Regions from separate parts of the Homo sapiens genome. Here region 2 is linked to region 1. A link is an interaction called in ENCODE POLR2A ChIA-PET data of the cell type or tissue named here. Cell type or tissue: B cell. All regions are shown on one strand. Links, peaks and the distances in the headings refer to the core of each region. The heading gives the core; the rest is flanking DNA. Region 1 has its middle 20 kb from the start of USP44. Region 2 overlaps METAP2 (methionyl aminopeptidase 2).

Region 1 (4,397 bases), core at 129-4,128:
TGCCACCACCCCGGAGCCTGATAGTTCAGAACAGTCTAAACTGAGTAGACAGGCAACGCTGAAGGGAAAGAGAATTCGGGGAACTGCGATGTATTTCTGTTCCTTTAGAAATGGAAGGTTTGGGCTTTAATGTGATCTCAAGCCATTTGGGGGAAGTTTGGAGTTTAGAATGATTTGAAGAATAAAGGCCTTGTTTTTGACTGACTGTTATTTCAGATCTTACCCATCTATCAATTAAATCTGACTTATTAACAGTATCTGGCAAAAATTCTGTCCGTTTGAGGATGGTGTGTGGTATTCTTGTACCTAACTATTCTCCTTAACCTTTTGGGAAAATGACCATATCCGTTTGTCTTAGCACTGGGCCCCCTCAGGACTTGCAAGGCTTTTTTTTTTTTTTTTTTTTTTTTTTTTTTTTTTTTTTTTTTTTTGAGCCAGAGTCTCGTCTCACTCTGTCACCCAGGCTTGAGTGCAATGAAGCAATCTTGGCTCACTGCAACTTCCGGGTTCAAGCGATTGTCCTGCTTCAGCCTCCTGAGTAGCTGGGATTACAGGCGCACACCACCATGCCAGGCTAATTTTTGTATTTTTAGTAGAGACGAGGTTTCACCATGTTGGCCAGGCTGGTCTTGAACTCCTGACCTCATGATCCCCCCGCCCTGGCCTCCCAAAGTGCTGGGATTACAGGTGTGAGCTTCTGCGCCCGGCCAAGGACTTGCAGGGCTTAAGGAGAGAATTGTGTTTTCTATTATGTCTTAAAAGCCAGCAAACTGTAAATCCTAGAGAGGAATCATTTTCAGGAAACTAGAGATGTAGTCCAGCCTTGGAGTAGCTTGCCATCCATACAGTCTTAAAGGTACTATCAATTTCTTTTTAAATCAAAGCATCAAACAGGCACCACTGTTTGTAAGGACTTGGGGAAAAATGAGCCCAATTGATACTTCTTTTCAAGCAAGTAACATCTAGCAAACTACACAAGCAAATAGGAACAAAATCAAGACAACATAAAACTGATTCCAGCTCCAAAACTAGTTCTGTGGCCTTCTGAAGTTTCTTACCTTTACCACAAATATTCCATGTGATCAGACACGCAGCATATTACAGTGAAAAGAGCAAGGACTTAAAGCCAAGGCATTCATCCCATGGGAATTTTTAGTTCTAATGCCACTGTAGCCACTTTCTAGCTGAGTGATTTTAAAGAGTTATCTAACCACAGATTCCTCATCTGTAAAATGGGGATAATAAAATCTAACTTGTAAGGATTAGGAACATTGTAGATGTCCAACAAATGGGGTGTGTGCATGTGTATATGCATAAATTACCTCAGCCTCCCTCTGAGATGAGAGAGTGAGATAAAACACAATGTACTAGCCCAGGCACAGTGGCTCATATATGTAATCACAGCACTTTGGGAGGTTGAGGCAGGAGGATCGCTTGAGCCCAGGAGCTGCAGACCAGCCTGAGCAACATGGAGAAACTCTGTTCCTACAAAAAATTCAAAAATTAGCTGGGCATGGTGATGGGCCACTGTGGTCCTAGCTACTCAGGAGGCTTTGTCTTTAGATTGCTTAATCTTCATTTGTTTTTATTATAACAAAAATAAGCTTTGTTTAGAAGTCCCTTGGACAGCCAGGTGCAGTGGCTCACACCTGTAATCCCAGCACTTTGGGAGGCTGGGGAGGGAGGATCGCTTGAGGCAGGAGTTCAAGATTAGCCAGGGCAACCTAACAAGACCCCATCTCTACAAAAATTTAAAAACAAAATAGCAGGGCATGGTGGGGCTCCCGTGTAATCCCAGACACTCAGGAGGCTGGGGTGGGAAGATCACTTGAGCCCAGGAGTGTGAGGCTACAGTGAGCTGTGATGGTACCACTGCACTGCAGCCTGGGTGACAGAGCAAAACCCTCTATCTGGAAAAACAAAAAGATTCTTGGTTGGTGATGTTTCCTCAGAAATCAAATCCACTTCTGACCCTAAGCTGCATAAGACATATGCAGGGGAGACAAGGAGAAAGTCGTTTGTTCAATGCAGACTTGGAGGGCAAACATAGGCCCAGAGGGTAAATATCACAATGAAGCAAATTTTGGTTTTCTCTAAAGGAGAAATTTCTAGTAACAGGAGGAGGTTACTAAGTCACCAAATCCTGGAGGAAACAGCTCTGCCTTGGTATCAGGAAGCTAAGTAACCCACTGTGGCTCAGTCATTTCACCCTCAACTTCAACTTTCCCAACTGCAAAATTCAGACTAAAGCTTTTATCTTTACTGTTTTGGGTGCCAGTGCTTACCAGGACACTTCCTGTATCACTGAGTCTACAGAAGAAATTGATATATGACCATCAATACATTTCACATCAAATAAAGATAGAGGAAATGATGATACAGTTCAGATCAGGAAGAGGAAGTAAAACCTTGTTTATAAACCAGTTGATCCCCACCTGCATCCTTATAATGAGTAGTGTAGAGAACACATACATCTCGGTCTCTTTTTTACATTTTTTTTTTAGAGATAGGGTCTCACTCTGCCACCCAGCTGGAGTGCAATGGTGCAATCTTAGCTCACTGCAGCCTTGATCTCCCAGGCTCAAGCGATCCTCCCATCTCAACCTCTCAAGTAGCTGGGACTACAGGCGTGCCACCATGTTCAGCTTTTTTTTTTTTTTTTTTTTTTTTTTTTTTTTTTTTTTTTTTTTTTTTTTTTTTTATGTTTAGTAGAGACGAGGTCTTGCTATGTTGCCCAGGCTGGTCTCAAACTTCTAAACTCAAGCAATCCTCTTGCCTGGGCCTCCAAAGTGCTGAGACTACAAGCATGAGCTACCATGCCCAGTGAGAGCATATACATTTCTCTTTCTCCCTGAGCCCTTTCTCATCTGTTATTCTGCTCATTCTCCAAGGTCATCAGTTAAGAAGTAAATTATGGTAGAAGAGATTCTATAAATTATGATAGAAGAACATCTCAATCAATTTGGACACCTTAACATGTAAGTCAGGCCGGGTGTGGTAGCTCATGCCTGTAATCCCAGCACTTTGGGAGGCCGAGGCGGGCGGATCATGAGGTCAGGGGTTCGAGACCAGCCTGACCAACATGGTGAAACCCCGTCTCTACTAAAAATACAAAAATTAGCTGGGCGTGGTGGTGGGCGCCTGTAATCCCAGCTACTCAGGAGGCTGAGGCAGGAGAATTGCTTGAACCCGGGAGGCAGAGATTGCAGTGAGCCGAGATCGCGCCACTGCACTCCAGCCTGGGCGACAGAGCGAGACTCGTCTCAAAAAACAAAACAAAACAAAACAAAACAAAACAAAAAACCCATTATTTTCACAAGTAGATACATTGGGGGGTGAGAAGTTGTAATAACTATTCCACAAAAAAGTCACTTTCATGCCATCTATAAGGTAAACTATAAAAGAACAATGGCTGGTCATGAGAAGACTTGCTTTCTAATTCCAGATCTGATGCTTGCTGTGTGGCTTCAGACAAGTCACTTAATACTATAATTTCCTCAGCTATATAATGCTAAGTATGAAGAAAGAGGATCTGTATGAAAATCCTTTGCGAGGTAGAAATTGCTCTGCAATGAAAAACATCATTACTAATGCATAATTCTTCTTTTCCTCATTCCATTTATATTGGAATAATGCCATTAATATATCTTTGGGATAACTCATATTTCTCTCTTCCCTCCATTGATTTATTCATGAAATGACTGAAGGCATTTTGGTAGATAAAGAAAAGACAAGTGACAATAACCTGTTACAGGATTAAAGCCAAATGGCTGTGTAAAAAAGGGTACATTAAATGATCAAATCAAAGACTATACATTTGCTATTTGTAAGACAAATACTGCATCTTTATGGGTTTTCAGATCCATCAGTTAAATAACAAAGTAGTGGTATAACATACTCAAGAGGTTTAATATAACATTAAATGAAGGCTGACAACCATGAAAACCATTTATCATTGTATTTAAACCACTAATTTCAGATTAAATTTAAAACACTTAATTCCTAATTGTTAGCACTGACATGCCAACAAAAATCTTAAGGAAATATTTTGTAGCTAGATCACACCATTGTTACACATTTGCTTGAGAAAACAAAGTATGTATGTAATTAAAGTATGTAACTAAATCCTACCTTATCATTATGGTGCCTTCAATAAGATCCACTCTGCCAAAAATTGAACAATTTATAATACATAGTTTAATTGGAAATTTTTATTGTCATCTGTCAAATTCTGAGACTATACTTTTTGATGTAGTGTATGTGGTTAGAGCATTCTCTGAATAAATCCAAGGTTGCATGGCCATTCTTACAGGAGCCACTTAACTTGAAAAGGGAGAAAAAAAAATCAGTGGCATATCACAACTTGCTATCTAGCCACCTTCTCTGATTTTGGTGAA
Region 2 (4,397 bases), core at 322-4,321, 89 kb after region 1:
CAAACCAAAGTAGTAAGAAGTCCTATAGCAATAAAATAAAAATATAAACCTAATATATATTAATAAAATAAGAAAAACTATTATTTCAAGAGTATATAAGGTATAAAAGTTAAAAGCATACATAATCAATCATGGTTTTCTGAAATCGTAACTTTTGTCAAAGTATTTATCACTCCAACTTTATCTCATCTACAAATCTGATAAAGATGCCTTTTATATTGTGCATAAATTACATGACAAGGGACTTAAAAAGATCATTAGAGAAAAAATACACAATTTGTAATCAGAATATCAAAGTTGAAGTCTAGCCTTTACCACTTATTAGCTATGACTTGAACAAATGGCTAAATAGTACCAATCCTCAGTTTCCTCATCTACAAAATGAACGATCAGATGAAATCCTGGATAACCTTCGAAAATTATAATGTATTACATCCAAGTCATTATATAAAACTATGAATTATCTGTAATAATCTGTACTATGGTTATCATTAACTAACATTTATAATTTTCCCACTGTATAGATGAGGAAAATGAGGGCAGTGAACTGCCCATGATTATATTATTTGGCTTGTTACAGAAATGATTCAAGAAGTCTACCAGGATATAAAAAATAAACAAATAAAGAGACATTCAAAGTAAATTAGTAAAAACCAAAACAAGAACATAGAATAGTACCTGAAATGAGGCCAACACAAAAACCACACATTTGGCTCTAAGCCCTTTAGTAGCCAACATTAAAAAAAAATTATTTGCACAGGTCACAATGGTTCTGAGATGAAACAGACTGATACTCAGAAAAAAACACAATTATCCTTGATACTAAGCAGAAAAAAAAAAGAGTACCTCATAAAGAAATATAATGAACAGTACATTCAACAACATCCTCAGAGGAAGCAGAACAAATGTTAATGGCATCATACTTAAAACATCTGTCAGAAGAATTCTGTCAAGGGCAAATATAAAACAGTCCTCTAACAACACTCCTCCCTGCTGGTCTGCCTTCAGAAGGGAGCAATTTAGAGTATTTGAAGAAATAGTTATCTTTTTTTTTTTTTTAATTTAAGAAATAGGTATCTCTTAATTCATTCTCAGGTAACACTATTTCTTATAGCCAAACTTTTAATAATTTTTTTTTAATGGAAAGAATAGGACAATATAGCCCCTGGAAGATTCCTGGAATGCAAGTATCCTGTGCTCATCAAATACAGACTCATGGGCCCTCACAGGCTACGAGAATAGCTGACATCCTCTTCTTAGAGTGGAAGGATCTAGTAATGATGGACGCCTAAATGCAAAGAAGGCTATTCCACCTCCACCTGGAGACCAGGGGAATCACTACCAAGCCCCCAAAATTCTGATTCATAAAATTTTAGCCTGAAAAATTTTAAAGGAAGGCATAACCAGACATTCAGTGGTCTACAACAGCCCAAATGGCATCCAAGATTAAAACTTACATGTTGTGATTCTCAACCCAACCTTTCTTCCTCAACACTACGAAATCTCCCTTCAGCCTCCTTAATATATTTTCGGGCACCTGATGATGTTTGGTTGTGGCACTTACAGAAACTCAAAACAAGCAGGATATTTTATACAAATCTGATCGTACAATATAAAAGTTATTATTAATAATAAAGTCTCACCATATGCACACATCTTAAATAACGGGATTCCTCATTAAATACTCATCAAGAATCTCATAATTTAAAAGCTGGAAGGTAAATTACAAACAACGCTTACCCTACCACCACCATGGCACCACTTCGGCCATTCTTGACAGAATTATTCTTTAAATTATGCAAGTTTTAAATCATAAAATTTTTAGAAACTCATCCCTAACTTGCAGTAAAATGCAACCAATTCATATCGACATCCCTTAGCTAACAGCTAAAGAAAATAAAGGATTGTTAAACCAAAGTTATTAAACTAATAAATAATTATTAGTTTCACTAAATTCTGCTTCTATTAAGCCTAAGTTTATTTCCCTAACATATATCAGGACCTTAAGCAACTTCAAACCTACTCTTCAAACCTGTCAGTGAATAACCACTTCTTTTTTTTTTTTTTTTTTTTTTTGAGACAGAGTCTCACTCTGTTGCCCAGGCTGCAGTGCAGTGGCACAATCTCAGCTTACTGCAATCTCCGTCTCTTGGGTTCCAGCAATTCTCCTGCCTCAGCCTCCGGAGTAGCTGGGATCACAGGTGTGAGCCACCACACCCGACAGAATAAACACTTCTAATATATCAATTAACATTAACTTAAGACACTAACGTCCTCTCTTCTTCTTCTTCTTTTTCTTCTTCTTTCCAGTTGCTCCATCTCCATCGCCATCTCCATCTAAGAAAAGACATTTCAAGTACATGTTCATTTAAACCTCATAAGCAGAGGGACAAAGCAAGTACAAGGAGACAAGTATTTGCTCTATTCAATAAATGAACAAACGTTAGTTTATTTTATCTTGTTTACATTTATTCTTTCACTGAAATAAGAAATAGGAAGCAGCTACCAGGTGTGGTGGCACATGCCTATAGTCCCAGCTACTAGGGAAGCTGAGGTGGGAGGATCACTTGAGCCAAGGAGTTGGAATCCAGCTTGGGCAACATAGTGAGACTCCAACACTAAAAAATTTAGAAACAGGAAGCAGCAGTTTAGCAAAGTGGGAGGTAACGTGATCTAGGACTTACGTGGGTTGAACCATATGAAAATGCCAATACTTGACCATTTTTGGTCAAAATTGCCACTTCTTTTCTTTCTTTTTTTGAAACAGGGTCTAGCTCTGTTGCCCAGGCTGGAGTGCAATGGCGCAATCTCAGCTCACTGCAACCTCCGCCTCCCAGGTTTGAGTGATTCTCATGTCTCAGCCTCCACCTCCCAAGTATCTGGGATTACAGGTGCATGCCACCATGCCCATCTAATTTTTTTTTTTTTTTTTTTTAGTAGAGATGGAGTTTCGCCATGTTGACCAGGCTGGTCTCGAACTCCTGACATCAAGTGATTTGCCAGCCTTGGCCTCCCAAGTCCTGGGATTATAGGCGTGAGCCACTGTACCCAGCCTCAAAATCACCATTTCTTATGTTCAATCTTATGAAATTATCAAAAACCTAGCAGGCAGAAGAGAACAGTAGAAGTACAAATATTAGGCTAGGTAAAGTGGTTCACACCTGTAATCCTAGCACTTTGGGAGGCTGAGGCAGGTGGATCACTTGAGCCCAGGAGTTTGAGACCAGTCTGGAGGACATGGTGAAACCCTGTCTCTACTAAAAGTACAAAAAATTATCCAGGTGTGGTGGTATGCGCCCATAGTCCCAGTTACTTGGAAAGCTGAGATGTGGGAGGATCACCTGAGCCAGGGAAGTCAAGGCTGCAGTGAGCTGAGATCGAGCCACAGCACGTCAGCCTGGGTGACGGGAGGGAGATCTTGTATCCTAACAACAACAAACCCAAAACACAAATATTGCTGACTTATTCATTATGGATTTTTAGATTCAAAAGCCTAACAAAAGGCACACGAAAAATTATAATCTAATTCACATATCGTGCACTGTAACGTTAACAGTAACCTTCTTCACCCCATTAAATGTTTGTTGGGCTCTTAAGTGCCAGGCAATAGGGACAGAAAAATAAGATAGTTTCTGTTCTGGAGAAACAATAGTTTTTTCCAGACTAAAACTGGTTATGAATCTTGAAGTATTTGTTTTAGGTTGTGACTAGTGTATGTAGCACTATACCTAGTGTATGTAGCACAACCTAAAACAAATACTTGAAGATACATCACCAATTTTAAACATATACTAAAAATCTTTCCATCTGGGTGACCTTGGGCAAGTTATTTAGCCTCCCTCTACCCTGGTTTCTTCATCTTTAAAATGGAACAAAAAGGTCCTTCTTTGATACTTTCATCCTTTTGAGGCTAATTACCTTATTCAATGTCCAATGTCTGTATTCAGTACAGAAAAACAGCCACCATTTATAGAACTTTGTGCCAGGATGGCAGCAGAGCCAGGATCTGAGTATTAATCTATATATGTTTATAGTTCCAACCATTATACCATGTTGAAATTTGTGCTTTTACATGTCTTTTCTTCACAGTATCCCAGCATATTCTTCATAGGCAGAGATGGTTGGTTTTTTTGGTTTTTCTGTGACAGGGTCTCACTCTGTTGCCCAAGCTGGAGTGCAGTGGCAGGATCACAGCTCACTGCAGCCTCAATCTCCCAGACTCAGGAAATCCTCCCACCTCAGCTTCCTGAATAGCTGAGACTACAGGCACGCACCACTATACCTGGCTAATGTTTTTTAATCTTTTGCAGAGACAAGGTCTAAGTTGCCCAGACTGGTCTCGAATCGCATCTCAGCCTCCCAAAGTGCTGGGATTATAGGCATGAGCCACCAGGCCT

What was found. ChIA-PET counts read pairs that join two places held together with the same protein. Peaks named below come from ENCODE experiments on the same cell type or tissue, not always from the same donor. Only the 100,000 strongest peaks of a DNase experiment are listed, where the experiment ranks them.
Region 2: POLR2A ChIA-PET joins it to region 1 with 11 read pairs; 8 of 35 experiments call an interaction of 5 or more read pairs at or near these places.

Annotation. Positions count from the first base shown.
Region 1 is chr12:95,569,583-95,573,979 of GRCh38, reverse strand. No RefSeq gene overlaps it. Among named protein-coding and RNA genes, the nearest start is that of USP44, 20 kb to the right of the region's middle. In B cell, for the core only: no CTCF peak of the experiment used is centred there; a DNase peak (open chromatin) is centred at 2,419; H3K4me3 peaks cover 835 bases; H3K27ac peaks cover 2,931 bases.
Region 2 is chr12:95,481,155-95,485,551 of GRCh38, reverse strand. It overlaps METAP2 (methionyl aminopeptidase 2), which reads right to left. Exons shown (of 11, transcript NM_006838.4): 3 at 2,272-2,337. Among named protein-coding and RNA genes, the nearest start is that of METAP2, 9.2 kb to the right of the region's middle. In B cell, for the core only: no CTCF peak of the experiment used is centred there; no DNase peak of the experiment used is centred there.